2 separate regions of the Homo sapiens genome follow, and region 1 is linked to region 2. A link is a contact called in ENCODE Hi-C or POLR2A ChIA-PET data. All regions are on one chromosome and are shown on one strand. Each heading gives the region's core, a stretch centred on a gene start or an enhancer-like site at or near the end of the contact. The rest is flanking DNA. Distances are from core to core; before and after follow the strand shown.

Evidence for each region. A loop is a pair of places that touch in the nucleus more often than their neighbours do. ChIA-PET counts read pairs that join two places held with the same protein, here RNA polymerase II (POLR2A). Pooled maps may share reads with other maps.
Region 1: POLR2A ChIA-PET joins it to region 2 with 11 read pairs in BJ. The contact joins two enhancer-like sites. A Hi-C loop is called at or near these places in 2 of 50 pooled maps. POLR2A ChIA-PET finds 5 or more read pairs at or near these places in 3 of 52 experiments (BJ, Caco-2 and GM12878).

The regions. Positions count from the first base shown.
Region 1 is chr9:126,841,025-126,847,498 of GRCh38, forward strand. No RefSeq gene overlaps it. Among named protein-coding and RNA genes, the nearest start is that of ZBTB34, 16 kb to the right of the region's middle. Within about 2 kb of position 2,392, at least 3 of the 41 ENCODE cell types and tissues checked have a DNase peak (open chromatin) inside an H3K27ac peak, as active enhancers do.
Region 2 is chr9:126,883,631-126,889,956 of GRCh38, forward strand. ZBTB34 (zinc finger and BTB domain containing 34) reads left to right here. Exons shown (of 2, transcript NM_001099270.4): 2 at 1-2,248. Among named protein-coding and RNA genes, the nearest start is that of ZBTB34, 26 kb to the left of the region's middle. RefSeq lists enhancers at 1-520, 2,758-3,258. Within about 2 kb of position 1,646, at least 4 of the 41 ENCODE cell types and tissues checked have a DNase peak (open chromatin) inside an H3K27ac peak, as active enhancers do.

The sequences.
Region 1 (6,474 bases), core at 1,142-3,641, 42 kb before region 2:
TACTAGTTTGAAAATCACTGGACTTGTATTCCTGGGGTTAATTTCTACATGTATTTCCTAAACCTGAGGGTTCAAGTAGGGTTAGCTGCTGGTACCAGTCCTAGAGCACAGTCTGGGGGTGTGTTAATTTGGGGTTAGCAATGCTGTGATAAAATCTCACTTATTAGGATTCTCGGGAAAGATCCTCAACTGCACAGCGTTCCACTCAGGATAGAGGGATGACAACGCTGTAAATGCTGCTGGAATTCCTTCAGGATCTGGCTTAGCTAGAAATTCTAGGCTTAAACATGACAGCAAAGTGACCTTCAGCCAAACTAGAAAGGACTCATTTTTGCTTCACATAGAGCATGTCATATTGTGTGAATCTCTTTTGTCTATTCATAATATGAAGAATATAAGCGAATTTGTCTTGGAGAGAATTTTTTTTTTACTGCAGTTCTATATATTTATTGGCCTCTGAACACCCACTCAACTCACTAAACACTATGCCGACTTTAATAGATATAAGAAAAATTGGGATTATGGAGTAAAAATAACAGCTCTAAGTGAAGATCCACTACATGCTTAACATGTGTTAAGAACGCAACTTGGATTAACTCCTTTATAACAGAACCATGAAGGAGAATTTCCTTCCAGGCCTCATGTAGCGGAAAAGGATGACAGCTTCCTATTCTGTTGGTGAGATGTTTTTCTTCTTCAGGGAAACCCCTCTGTAAGGGCTTCCTCCTGGGCCAGCAGGGATGTCTATGTCTGGAGTGAGATGCAGACAGTTGTCCCTCTCAGGGCACCAAGGCCAGCTTCTGATGCTCGGGAGCAAGGACCTAAGTAGGCCAGGCTGTCCTACTGACGCCTTTAGGTGGTGGGTGACTCGCCGGATCCCCCTCAGGCTCTTGCACTGGGGTCTCTGAGGAGAAATAGAGACTCCACCCCCAGACTGTGCTCTAGGACTGGTACCAGCAGCTAACCCTACTTGAACCCTCAGGTTTAGGAGATACATGTAGAAATTAACCCCAGGAATACAAAGTCCAGTGATTTTCAAACTAGTAGAAAAGCTATCATCAAGGCCTACTCCAAGGAATGGGCGGGTAAAAGGAGCATTGACCCCTCCCCATCCTCTCCTGACCAGAGCAGTTTTAAGTTCACGTGCCACAGTGACCAAAGGGCTCACTCCTTGCTAGCATTTACATTTCCCCGGGGCCCACCGTGTTCTGCGGCATTCTAAACGCTTTCCATGGATTAAGCCTTCACCCTGACACCAACCCTGCCAGGTAGGTGACATTGCCGTCCCTATCTAACAGGAGAACACTAACTTTCACAGATGTAAGAAACCCAGGCAGCCGGTGTCCTGGGCCCCACTGAGCTAGCTACGCGTGCCCTGTTGCTATCTTGTGACTGCCGGCCCAAGGGCCCAGAATGTCAGAGGAAACCCCACTCTGCCTGCTGGCGCCCTAGAGAGGGGTTCTAAAGGCCAGGGGTTTATCTGGGCCCCTGACCATTGCCCTAGTGTTTATCTCCAAGAGACTGTGGGTCTCAACACCAGCAGAACCTGCTTATCTCCACGTTTTTGGGCCCCAAGCTGGCCTACCCTGTTCCCATTTGCTCTGGGACAGCCACTCCCTCACAGCAGCCTCAACTCCACACGTAGTCTTCTGCCCTTGACTGCTCCAAGGCCTCCTCCTAAGCAGATCTGATGCCATCATCTCCCACGTGAGGTCCGCCTGACAGGATCTCAGCTCCTCAGCTTGGCCTCCAAGGCCCTTCCAGATCTGACACCAGCCCTCTTGTTGGTTCTGTTCCTCTGCTCCCCACTTGGGACCTGGGTACTCTCCTAAGGCTTCTCTTGGCTCTTCCATGATGATTCTGCCTTGAATATTCCCTCCTCCTCTTTTCTATTCACTCCCCTGTGACTTTTCCCCTCCTGGGTGAGCTCCTTTCTATTGTTCTAGGCTCTGCAAAAATCATTGCCAAGACACCTTCCCTGAGCATCCCACCCAGCTGCTTAGCACTCAGTGATCCCATTTCAATTTTTTTTTTTTTTTTTTTTGAGATGGAGAGTCTCCCTCTGTCCCCCCAGGCTGGAGTGCAGTGGCATGATCTTGACTCACTGCTACCTCCACCACCTGCATTCCAGCGATTCTGCTACCGCAGCCTCCCGAGTAGCTGGGACTACAGATGCCTCCCACTACGCCTGGTTAATTTTTGTATTTTTAGTGGAGACAGGGTCTCACCATGTTGGCCAGGCTGGTCTTAGAAGTCCTGACCTCAAGTGATCCACCCACCTCGGCCTCCCAAAGTGCTGGGATTACAGGGGTGAACCAGCACGCCTGGCCCCATTTCATTTTGAACTTGGCTCTGCTGTGGCACTTGTCACTTGGTAATTTTGTATATACCATCCATCTTCACTCCCCTCCCCGCCACACACACCCACATGTCCCCTGCTAGACAGCAGGCTCCTCCGAAACAGGAACTATGACTTCATTGTCTGCCCGTTCCTGGCACAGTCCTGTTCCACACTCAATCAATACTGCTGATTTTTTTTTTTTTTTTTTAATGAATGCAGATTCACTGTTGAGTCTTTACCAGTTACAGCCATGAACTTTTTGCTTCCAAGATCTTAGGAAGTACAGGCACACAACAATGTTACGAAGTGCCCTCTTCCAACTGAATGTCACCTAAGTGTTGCCAAAATTGCCTGTTACCTGAGAATTCTGAGATAAGTATGGGTCTTCTTTTCTAACCCAAATGAAAGATTTTATATCTCAGCAGACAGCTGAAATACTGGACACTGGTTTATGTAAGTTAGGCAGAAGGTGGCAGTGGGATTGATCAGAAAAGGGTTTCTGGTAGAGTCAGTGTGTGTCAAGAGAATGACAGCTGGCAACTAGCTTTGGAGGTAGAATAAATGGAATTGACACATTCTCGATTAAATATACCAGAACTATAGTTATAAAAATTGACTAATTTTGTTGTTAATTTCTGCTGGGAAGCTTGTTCTAGAAGGGCATATTTTCAGTGAGGTTTTGGCACAATCTAAAGCAGATGGTTACATGTTATTTGGTGCTTCATCTAATACTGAAATTTGTGGCAATTGATTAAGGACCGAAAGTTGCTTTTGGACAACTTTCAAATTGTGATTTCACCAATCTGAGCTCCAAGTGACAGTAGCACGTTGTAGTCAGGAAACACAGAATGTGGGCTAGATAACTTAGGAGGTTATATGTAATAAAAAACTGTTTCGTGTGAGTCAGCTCTGAAGAGTATGGTGTGAGCCTGTTCAGACCACCCGAAGTTAGAAAGGGCAGGAGTGAAGTCTGTGACTCACACAGGGAGCTCTGCCAAGGAGGTGCCATGCAGTTCTGCTGGCAGGGGCTTCAGAAGCATCTTAGGACAACTGTTTCCAATCTTTTCAAGTACTGTGGAAGGATGGATATTTATTTATTTATTAATGAATGAATGAACGAGACAGAGTCTCACTCTGTCGCCCGGGCTGGAGTGCAGTGGCATGATCTCGGCTCACTGCAACCTCTGCCTCCTGGGTTCAAGCAATTCTCGTGTCTCAGCCTCCCGAGTAGCTGGGATTACAGGTGCGCACCACCATAACTGGTTTTTTGGGGTTTTTTTTTTTTGTATTTTCAGTAGGGATGGGGTTTCGCCATGTTGCCCAGGCTGGTTTCAAACTCCTCAGCTCAGGAAATCCACCCGCCTCAGCCTCCCAAAGTGCTGGGATTACGGGCTTGAGCCACTGTGCCCGGCCTGTTTTGGACATTAGAAAATTTTGCAGAGCATCCCCTCCACCACATAATAGTTGGTCAAGAAAAATTCAAAATCACAAAACTATTATGAATTCAGTAATGCTTAATGCATTTACATTTATTCTTCAAAAAAATATACAATTGATGCCTGTAATCCCAGCATTTTGGGAGGCCGAGGCGGGCGGATCACCTGAGGTCGGGAGTTCGAGACCAGCCTGACCAACTTGGAGAAACTCCGTCTCTACTAAAAATACAAAAAATTAGCTGGGCATGGTGGCACATGCCTGTAATCCCAGCTACTCGGGAGGCTGAGGCAGGAGAATTGCTTGAACCCAGGAGGCGGAGACTGCAGTGAGCCGAGATGGTGCCATTGCACTCCAGCCTGGGCAATGAGAGCAAAACTCCATCTCAAAAAAAAAAAAAAAAATTGATAGTAGTGCAAATATATGGGGGACCTCAAAAGTAGCTTTATATCCTTCCAGAGTCTGTTCTTTGGCTTAGTCATTCACTCCTTTATTTACCAAATATTTATTGACCATCAGCTTTGACTCTGGGCTGGGTCTACAATGGTGATTTCCCTGTCTTCAGGGGTTGTGAAAATCAGTACACAAAGTAGATAGGTCCCTTGCTGTCTGTGTCTCATAATTGGCTAAACCTTATGAATCCAGACCTATAAATAAAATTTAACCATCAACTTACAGAGAACAATTCTCAAAGCTAACTGTGCTTGGTAACTAGGACACTTTTTTTTTTTTTTTTTGAGACGGAGTCTCGCTCTGTTGCCCAGGCTGGAGTGCAGTGGCACAATCTCAGCTCAGTGCAACCTCTGCCTCCCGGGTTCGAGCAATTCTTCTGCCTCAGCCTCCCTAGTAGGTGGGATTACAGGCATGCGCCAACGTGCCTGGCTAATTTTTGTATTTTTAGTAGAGACGGGGTTTCACCATGTTGGCCAGGCTGTTCTCGAACCCCTGACCTCGTGATCCACCCACCTCGGCCTCCCAAAGTGCTGGGATTACAGGCATGAGCCACCGTGCCCGGCCTAACTGGGACACTCTTAACTGTGAATATGGTCCAAGCTACTGAAATTAATTGATCTGTAGGACAAGACCAAAGTTAAGGCCACTTCTTGTAATAGCTGTGTAGCTATCTTCAATCACATCTCCTTTGCTGGGTGCTTTCAGTTAACTCATAACTTATCACCTGACTTTGAAAAGGGGCAAAACTTCTCCATCAAAGGTTTCTATTTCTGCCTCCTAGGCTTTTCCCATTCCCCTATTTGAGCAGAACCTTTTTCTTATGTTTCACCTGCCATAGTTCAGCACGTTGACTTCACAAGGGCAGCATGGAAGCTGTAGAATAAATCAGACCCTCAAACAGCAGTATCCATCTAGTAGGCAGAGTCATGCTTTCAAAAAACCATAAGAGCCTAATGCTGTGTGATGTTCTAAGCACTGGAGATACAGCAGTAAATAAAATAGATTTTTTAAATCCCTCCTATCCTGGAGTTCACATTCTAAAGACAGGTAAGAGTGGTCCCTCTCCAATGCTAATGAGAAGTACCACGGACTCTCATGTAGGAACAGAATACCTAGGAAAGACGCAGGAAGAATGGCTGGAATTCTGACCTTGGGAAATGTGGATTGGAGTGAAGAAGAGGCCATCCACTGCCAACACCAAAGTATGAAGAAAGGTACGGAGGTGGGAAAGTGTGGAGGTAGCTGTGGAAATACAGTAGGAAAGGTAGGTTGAGGGCCATATTGTTACCATAGTAATGTATATCAACTTCCGAGCATTTACTTATGCCAGGCTGTGTGCTACCTTCCAGATGTGTAATCTCATTAGGTCCATACTACAACCCAGCTTGACAGGGGAAACTGAGGCTGAGACAGGTTAAGTGATGGAGCTGGAATTCTGAACTAGGTTGTCTGACGCTAGCACCCCAGCTCACAATGATGACACCGCATTGCTGCACAAGGTCACGAAGGGCTACAGATTTCAGGCTGAGGACTGGTGGACTTGATTTCATAGGAGCTCATCAGAGCTGCCAGGAAGATTAGCCTGAATGATAGGATCTAGGACGTGGTGTGTGTGCTGCATTCCCTACGTGGGCTGAGTGACTAATAATAGGCTTACCAATATGGTCTCCTGGGTGTGGAACAGGTGCCTGGAGGGAGGAGCCACCAGGAGCCCAGGTAGGTCAAGTTCAAAGTCAGTGATGAAATGAGGCAAACCCAACTCCTAGTAGCCTAATGGGGGGCTGTTGTTAGCCTAAGTAGGGCCATCTGAGAACAAGGATTGCAGAGGCTCCTAAACCTGGTTTTCTTCCATGGGACTTGCCTCTGGCAGTGGTCACGCAACCTTCCAGTCATGTATGCCAGCCAAACTCCAATGAGCAATTCCTTTCATATAATCAAGCATTGCTCCACCAGTGTCCTCAGGATGAGCCATGCTCGTGCCCTCCTTTCCATGAGGCTCACGCAGGGAACGGCAGCTGGCAGGGAATGTCAAGAACCCCATCCCACACACATGCTTCAGAGGTCCAGTCCTTCATACCGGGAAGGTGGCTGTCCCCGCCCATCCTCATTGTCTCTCACCTGGATGATTGCTCCAGCTTGGCCTCCCCATTGCACGTCATCCTACATATTCCTATCTGCCTCACTTTTCGAAAACCTCATGCTGCCAGGCTGCTCAGAAACCTCCATGGGTTTCCCAGTTCCTGCCA
Region 2 (6,326 bases), core at 396-2,895:
ATTTTGCAAGTTCCACTTGCTCCCATTCGTGTTGCTAACACTTTACCCTTTCCACTGCTCGCAGTGTTAAGAATGAATTCTCAAGCCATAACACAGTACTGTAAAGTTCCGCAGGGCTTCGAGGGAGGCAGCGCCTAGGCCAGCACGGAGCTGTGTAGCCTCTCTGAGCGTTCGCACTGTCATGCTTCCCAGGGGTGTGACTGGTGAGAGATTAACTCCATTCAGATCGGGCAGCAGCAATTAATTGTGCCTTGCCGCATGAGGATGTGTCAGGAGGATTAACATGACCACAGAACCGAAACATTCTCTCCCTGAAGTTCACTTCACGTCTCCGCAGACGAAGTACGCTGTGTAACTCCTTAGAGCAACTCTTTTTGGAAAGCAAAGTCCCTATTTCTGTACAGTTTTAGGTTAGGTGTTTCATTTATAACAGATGCAGAAATCAATTAAGATAAAGTGATATGTGAAGAAATCTTTTACAGTAAAATATATCCTGAATTCATATAGGCTTGTTCATAATTGAGTCTCTTCTTGAGCTACCTTTTCAATATTAGACAATGTGAAGACAGTGACAGCGTCCTTTTCTAGAGATATTTAGCCTGTTATTACAAACTGTGAAGACAAAGAATTTTATACTTTTACTAATGTTTGTGGTTTTAAACAGTTATTTTCATTCTAATCAGTTCTCTACCCTCTAATTTCTACTAAAGCTGTAAATACATTTAGAAATTATATTTGTAAATACAGTATATGGAGACAAGTTAATTTTTTGGTCAGTGGAAAAAGCCTCCCAACCAATTGGCCCTGCCTTGGCAGTTGTGTTTTTTGTTGTTGTTGTTGTTGTTTTAGTTTAGTTTTTTTTTTTAAACAGCAGAAAGGATACTGTCGGTTCACTGTTGAGCAGAATATACTGTAGAACGAAAATGATAATTTTTAAATCTTCCAGAGCATGAGTAAATGTCTTTTCTAATGATAGCAAATATAACCAACTCTTTGTTTTTCCCTTAGCCCAGACCATATAGACCTGCGTATTTTGTGTGTGGTTTTGTTTTTATTTTTGTTCTTACAGCCTAGACCCTAGGAAAAATTTGCAGGAACACGAAACAAGGGCTGGGGGGAAAATCATCTATGTGAATGAGCTTTACTTTAAAGAGATCAATGTATTTTATTTTATCAACTTTTTCTCTTAGTTACTGTGATTTTTGTTGTTGTTGTCCTCGTTATTGTTAAATTCTGTAATGGTTTCCTGTGAAGCCTCCACTGAAAGGGACTCAAATATGCAACACCTAAACTATTTTCCAAGGGCACATGCCCCTTGAATGGTGCTTCTAGACTGGTCAGGGTTATTTATTAAATTTTATATATGAAAGTATTGGGGAATTATGTAAATTCTTTATATGAAACTATCTAGTTCATAAATCATAGATTTCATATTACTCAGTGCAACTGAACTAAAAGTTCAGAAAAGTCATTCACATTGTTCCAAATTTGTAATGGTTGTCACATGTCACATGCGTCTTTTTCAGTAAGTGCCAGAGTGTTCCCACTGTTTCTGCCCAGTGCTTGACTTCTCGGCCCGGAAGAGAACCTGCTTTCTCTGGTTTCCTTCCTGAGTCTGGCACAGACGGGGCTATTGTAGTTCTTGATCAAGTCCTGGAGTCAGCCTTGCCTGGCTCTCCTTGTAGCAGATTCAGTCCACAGACCTCTTGCTGCCCCTCAGTGACAAGTATGCTGTGAATTCAACCTTTGGACTTGCTGCCCAAGCCTTTGGTTGCTGCCCTGACTATTGTAAGAGGTAAACTTACCTGGTTTGTTTGAGAATGACCATTTTCCTAATGTGAAAACCATCTCTCTCACCACTTTTATTAGTAGGGCTAACATTTTTTTCCGTTATAAATGGTTGAGCAATTTGAATGACTTAACACAGTGTCATTATCTTGCAATATAAACTGGTAACCTCACAACTCCACACTTCATCACCATATGAAGTAAATGAAGCTAGCTAAGCGGATGCTGTATCAACTAGTAACTTGCCATTAAGGATTATTTTATAGCATGAATTTAAGACTATTTATTCAAATGATATTTTACTCTTGTATTCACTTTGTTTTAGATTTGTGACATGAATATTTCAGTGCTGCTTAATTTTGTTCTGAATTCTTGTTTCTTGCTTGTAAATGGCTTTTTTATGGTATAAATAAAGTCAATGGACATTGCTGTTTGTAAATAAAAATGCTGCTAGAGCAAATGTGCTGTGGTCTCCCTCTGCGTGGGCCCCCTGAGCTTCGGTGAGTGTCAGTGGCTCTGACAAACATCTGCAGTGTCATAGTTTCTGTAATCACTGTTTTTGAAAGGTGAGGGTTTCCTAAGAAGCTCTTGTGCCACCATCGTGCTGAAAAGAAGAGAAAGAAGCGAGTATATTTCTGACCTCTTGTGTGGCGACTGAATTGTCGGCCTCGGTCTGCACCCAGGCACCCCCAGAACAAATCGTGAATCCCTGCCCCTCGCGCCTGCAGAGAATATCTCTTGCTCAGTCGTCCACAAAGGGTGGGGTTGCCCAGGCTCTTCTGTCTCCACTCAGCCAGTTAACTCCCCCTCCTCCTCCAGGTTCCAGCCCAGGGACCCCTCTTCCCACCAGCAGCCCTCCAGGTCAGGCCCCTCTAACATAGCATTTGTTGAACTGTGTTCCTGCTCTTTGGAGCACCTATTTCAGTTTGTAATAGGATATTCATTAGCGAGATGATTCAGTTAGTATTTCTGCCTCTAACCTGGAGGCGCCCTGACAGCAGGGATTACAAACTCTTTTCTCTCCCTCAAGTATCCTCAGCACAGGACCCGGCACCACAGTAGGCACTCGGCAGTGTTCGTTGAGTGAATGAGCTAATGCGTGTCTCCCGAAGGTCGCACGAGGCAGTGTGGCTGGGATGCAGGCAAGATTGACCTCAGCTCCTGTGGGGCTGCGAGGTGACCTGCTCCTTACCCGTGAGTAACGGCTGCTGTTAAAGCAAATGCTCAGCAGGCCTCCTCTAGGGTGAGATGGGCGGTGATGGTGCACAGCAGGAAAGGTCCGTACAGGAACCAGCTTCACCTGCTAGCTAGGGGCCCGGGGATTCCTGAGGGAGGCAAGGGAATGCTGGAGAAAGTGCATGGGCTAGCATAACTGAAGGCCTGGCTGTCATCCCTGCCTTTGACTGTGACTTTTAGCAAGCCACCTACCTTCGTTAGCCCCAGTTTGACTCTGGTGACTCTGAAATGTGAGGCAATGGCTTCTGATGAATTTGCTTACTCCCTAAGGCCGGAAAAGTAGCGCCACATCAAGAAACGGGCGAGCTTCTTCTCCAGCAGGGTTCGAGGAATATCCCAAGGGCGTGGGGTCCTGGAAATAGGAGCATCAACTGAGGCCAACGCACTGAGTCGGAGCAGATGTTGTGTAGACCGCACTGAACAGCATTGCTGGCAAAGGCCATTGGCAGTCGTTGGCTCATCTTTCATTTGTCCTGATGTCAGACCTATCTTTACTCTGGTTTCTTCCAATTATAATTCATACAATTGTTGGCCAAGCCTGGGTGGCTTCAGGGATGCTTATTAATATTATAATGTCACAGGACAACCACTAATCCCCAATTGTCTGCTAGTCTTCACCTCTGTTTCCTGGACCATTTCCCTCAAGCTCCTCAATCCTCAGTGGCTGTTTTTTTGTTTTTTTTTTTCCTGAGACAGGGTCTTGCTCTGTCACCCGGGCTGGAGTGCAGTAGTGCGGTCACAGCTTTCTGCAGCCTCCACCTCCCGGGCTCAAGCAATCCTTCCACTTCAGCCTCTTGAGTAGCTGAGACTACAGGTGCACGCCACCATGTCTAATTTTTAATTTTCGTAGAAATGGGGTCTCATAACGTTGCCCAAGCTGGTCTCAAACTCCTGGGCTCAAGCGATCCTCCTGCCTCAGCCTCCCAAAGTGTTGGGATTATAGGTGTGAGCCACGTTGCCTAATTTTTTTTGTTGTTGTTGTTTTTAGACGGAGTCTCGCTCTGTCACCCAGGCTGGAGTGCAGTGGCGCGATCTCGGCTCACTGCAAATTCCGCCTCCTGGGTTCATGCCATTCTCCTGCCTCAGCCTCCCGAGTAGCTGGGACTACAGGTGCCCGCCACCACGCCCAGCTAAGTTTTTGTATTTTTAGTAGAGATGGGGTTTCACCGTGTTAGCCAGGATGGTCTCAATCTCCTGACCTCATGATCCGCCTGCTTCGGCCTCCCAAAGTGCTGGGATTACATGCGTGAGCCACCATGCCCAGCCTGATTAATTTTTAATTTTCGTAGAGATGGGGTCTCGCTATGTTGCCCAAGCTGGTCTCAAACTCCTGGGCTCAAGCAATCCTCCTGCCTTGGCCTCCCAAAGTGTTGGGATTATAGGTGTGAGCCACCTTGCCTGGCTCAATGGCACTTATTAAACATCTCCTATGAGGTTTTCCTTTGGTTTTTCACAGCAGACCAACCTTGCACATCTTTTGTCAGCATATGGGGCTCACAACTTCAGAACACAAAAGAAATGGCAGAGAGGCGACGGTGAAGGAAAGGCATTACAGACCACATCAACTTGGGATCATGCATGGACCCTGTGCTGTGTGGTTGCTGTGCTTTGCCTGGCCAAAGATGTACAATAAAGCTCACTGCTCTAGCACTCACTGGTGCCTGCAACACTGGTGTATGTGTGTTTTATTTTTTGAGACAAGATCTGTGTCATTCAGGCTGGAGTGCAGTGGTATGATTGTGGCTCACTGCAGCCTTGACCTCCCTTGCTCAATTGATCCTCCCACCTCAGCCTCCCAAGTAGCTGGGAGTGTGGGCACAGACCACCTCACCTCGCTAATGTTTTAATTTTTTTGTAGAGACAGGGTTTTGCCATGTTGCCTAGGCTGGTCTTGAACTCCTGTGCTCAAGTGATCCTCCTACCTCAGCCTCCCAAAGTGCCCCGCTTATGTGTGTATTTTAGGTGTACAAATGAGAGTGAAGGTCATTTTGAATTCTGTTCCCTTTCCCGGAGTGCTAGAAGTAGAAGGGGAAGACCTTTGCAGTTTCCTAACAGTGGGAGAAGGACCTCACGGGTGAGCTACTACCTGGCCTGCCAGTACTGGGGCTCCTATAGTTGTCCACATAAGTAATCTCCAGTTATGGAAACCAGCTGCCTCCCAAGGGACTCTGCAAATTTGACAGCTTTGGATGAGCCCCAAATCAGCCTCCCTGGAGCTTGCACCCCTGCTCTCTGTTCTACTCCATGGGACCACAGTATGTTTTAAATCTTCAGTGATGGCTGGGCACGGTGGCTCACACCTGTAATCCCAGCACTTTTGGAGGCCGAGGCGGGCGGATCACGAGGTCAAGAGATCAAGACCATCCTGGCCAACATGGTGAAACCCCATCTCTACTACAAATACAAAAATTAGCTGGCGTGGTGGCGTGCGCCTGTAGTCCCAGCTACTCAGGAGGCTGAGGCAGGACGCTTGAACCAGGGAGGCGGAGGTTGCAGTGAGCCGAGATTGCGCCACTGTACTCCAGCCTGGCGACAGAGCGAGACTCCATCTAAAAAAACAAAAACAAAAACAAACAAACAAAAAAATCTTCAGTGACAATATCCAGTCTGTCCAGCCCTCTCTTTGGGCTTCCCTAGGCAAAATGTGTCTCTGGGCTATCGCCTTTTCCCTGGAGTCCAGGCTTGGGGACAGATTTGCCCTTTCTCTCTGCCCACCGCCCCCCACCCTCCAGTTTAGGGACCTGTTTCCAACAGAATTTTCTTGGAACCAAGGTGGTGGAACCCATAACTTGGAGGAACACTTTTTGGCCAGCAAATTACTTTTATGTGACTGTTATTTTAACTAGCCTGTCTCTGCCAGATGATCTATTCATCACACATCTGGGGCCCAGGTGCTGTTTTCAGGGGTTTTTCTAAATCCTTTTTTCCCTCTTCAGCCCATTCCCTCTCTCCCCTTCCCTCTCCAGATATTCAGGTGAGAATCAGAAGCCAGCCATCACCTTTACTTTGAGAAATCTGGGCTCTGAGCGTCTTGCATCTGAATTTCCCCCAGGCCTCTCATGCCATCCATTCCCTTTGAGAGCTTCCTCCCGCTTCGATCACTGATTCTACCTGCTCTCCAGGGCGCTCTGGCTTCCTCGGGGAGCTGGGTCTCAGATCCCAGGCGCTGGTGCCACCTCAGGTTGGCACCAAGGCTGGGAAAAGGGTTTCCTGCCTTGCCTGGTTATCACCTTTGCAGAGGGAAGGCACTTGGGCCAGTTGCTAGTCTCACCCTCCTCCTCTTTGCCTGTTCATCATAGTGG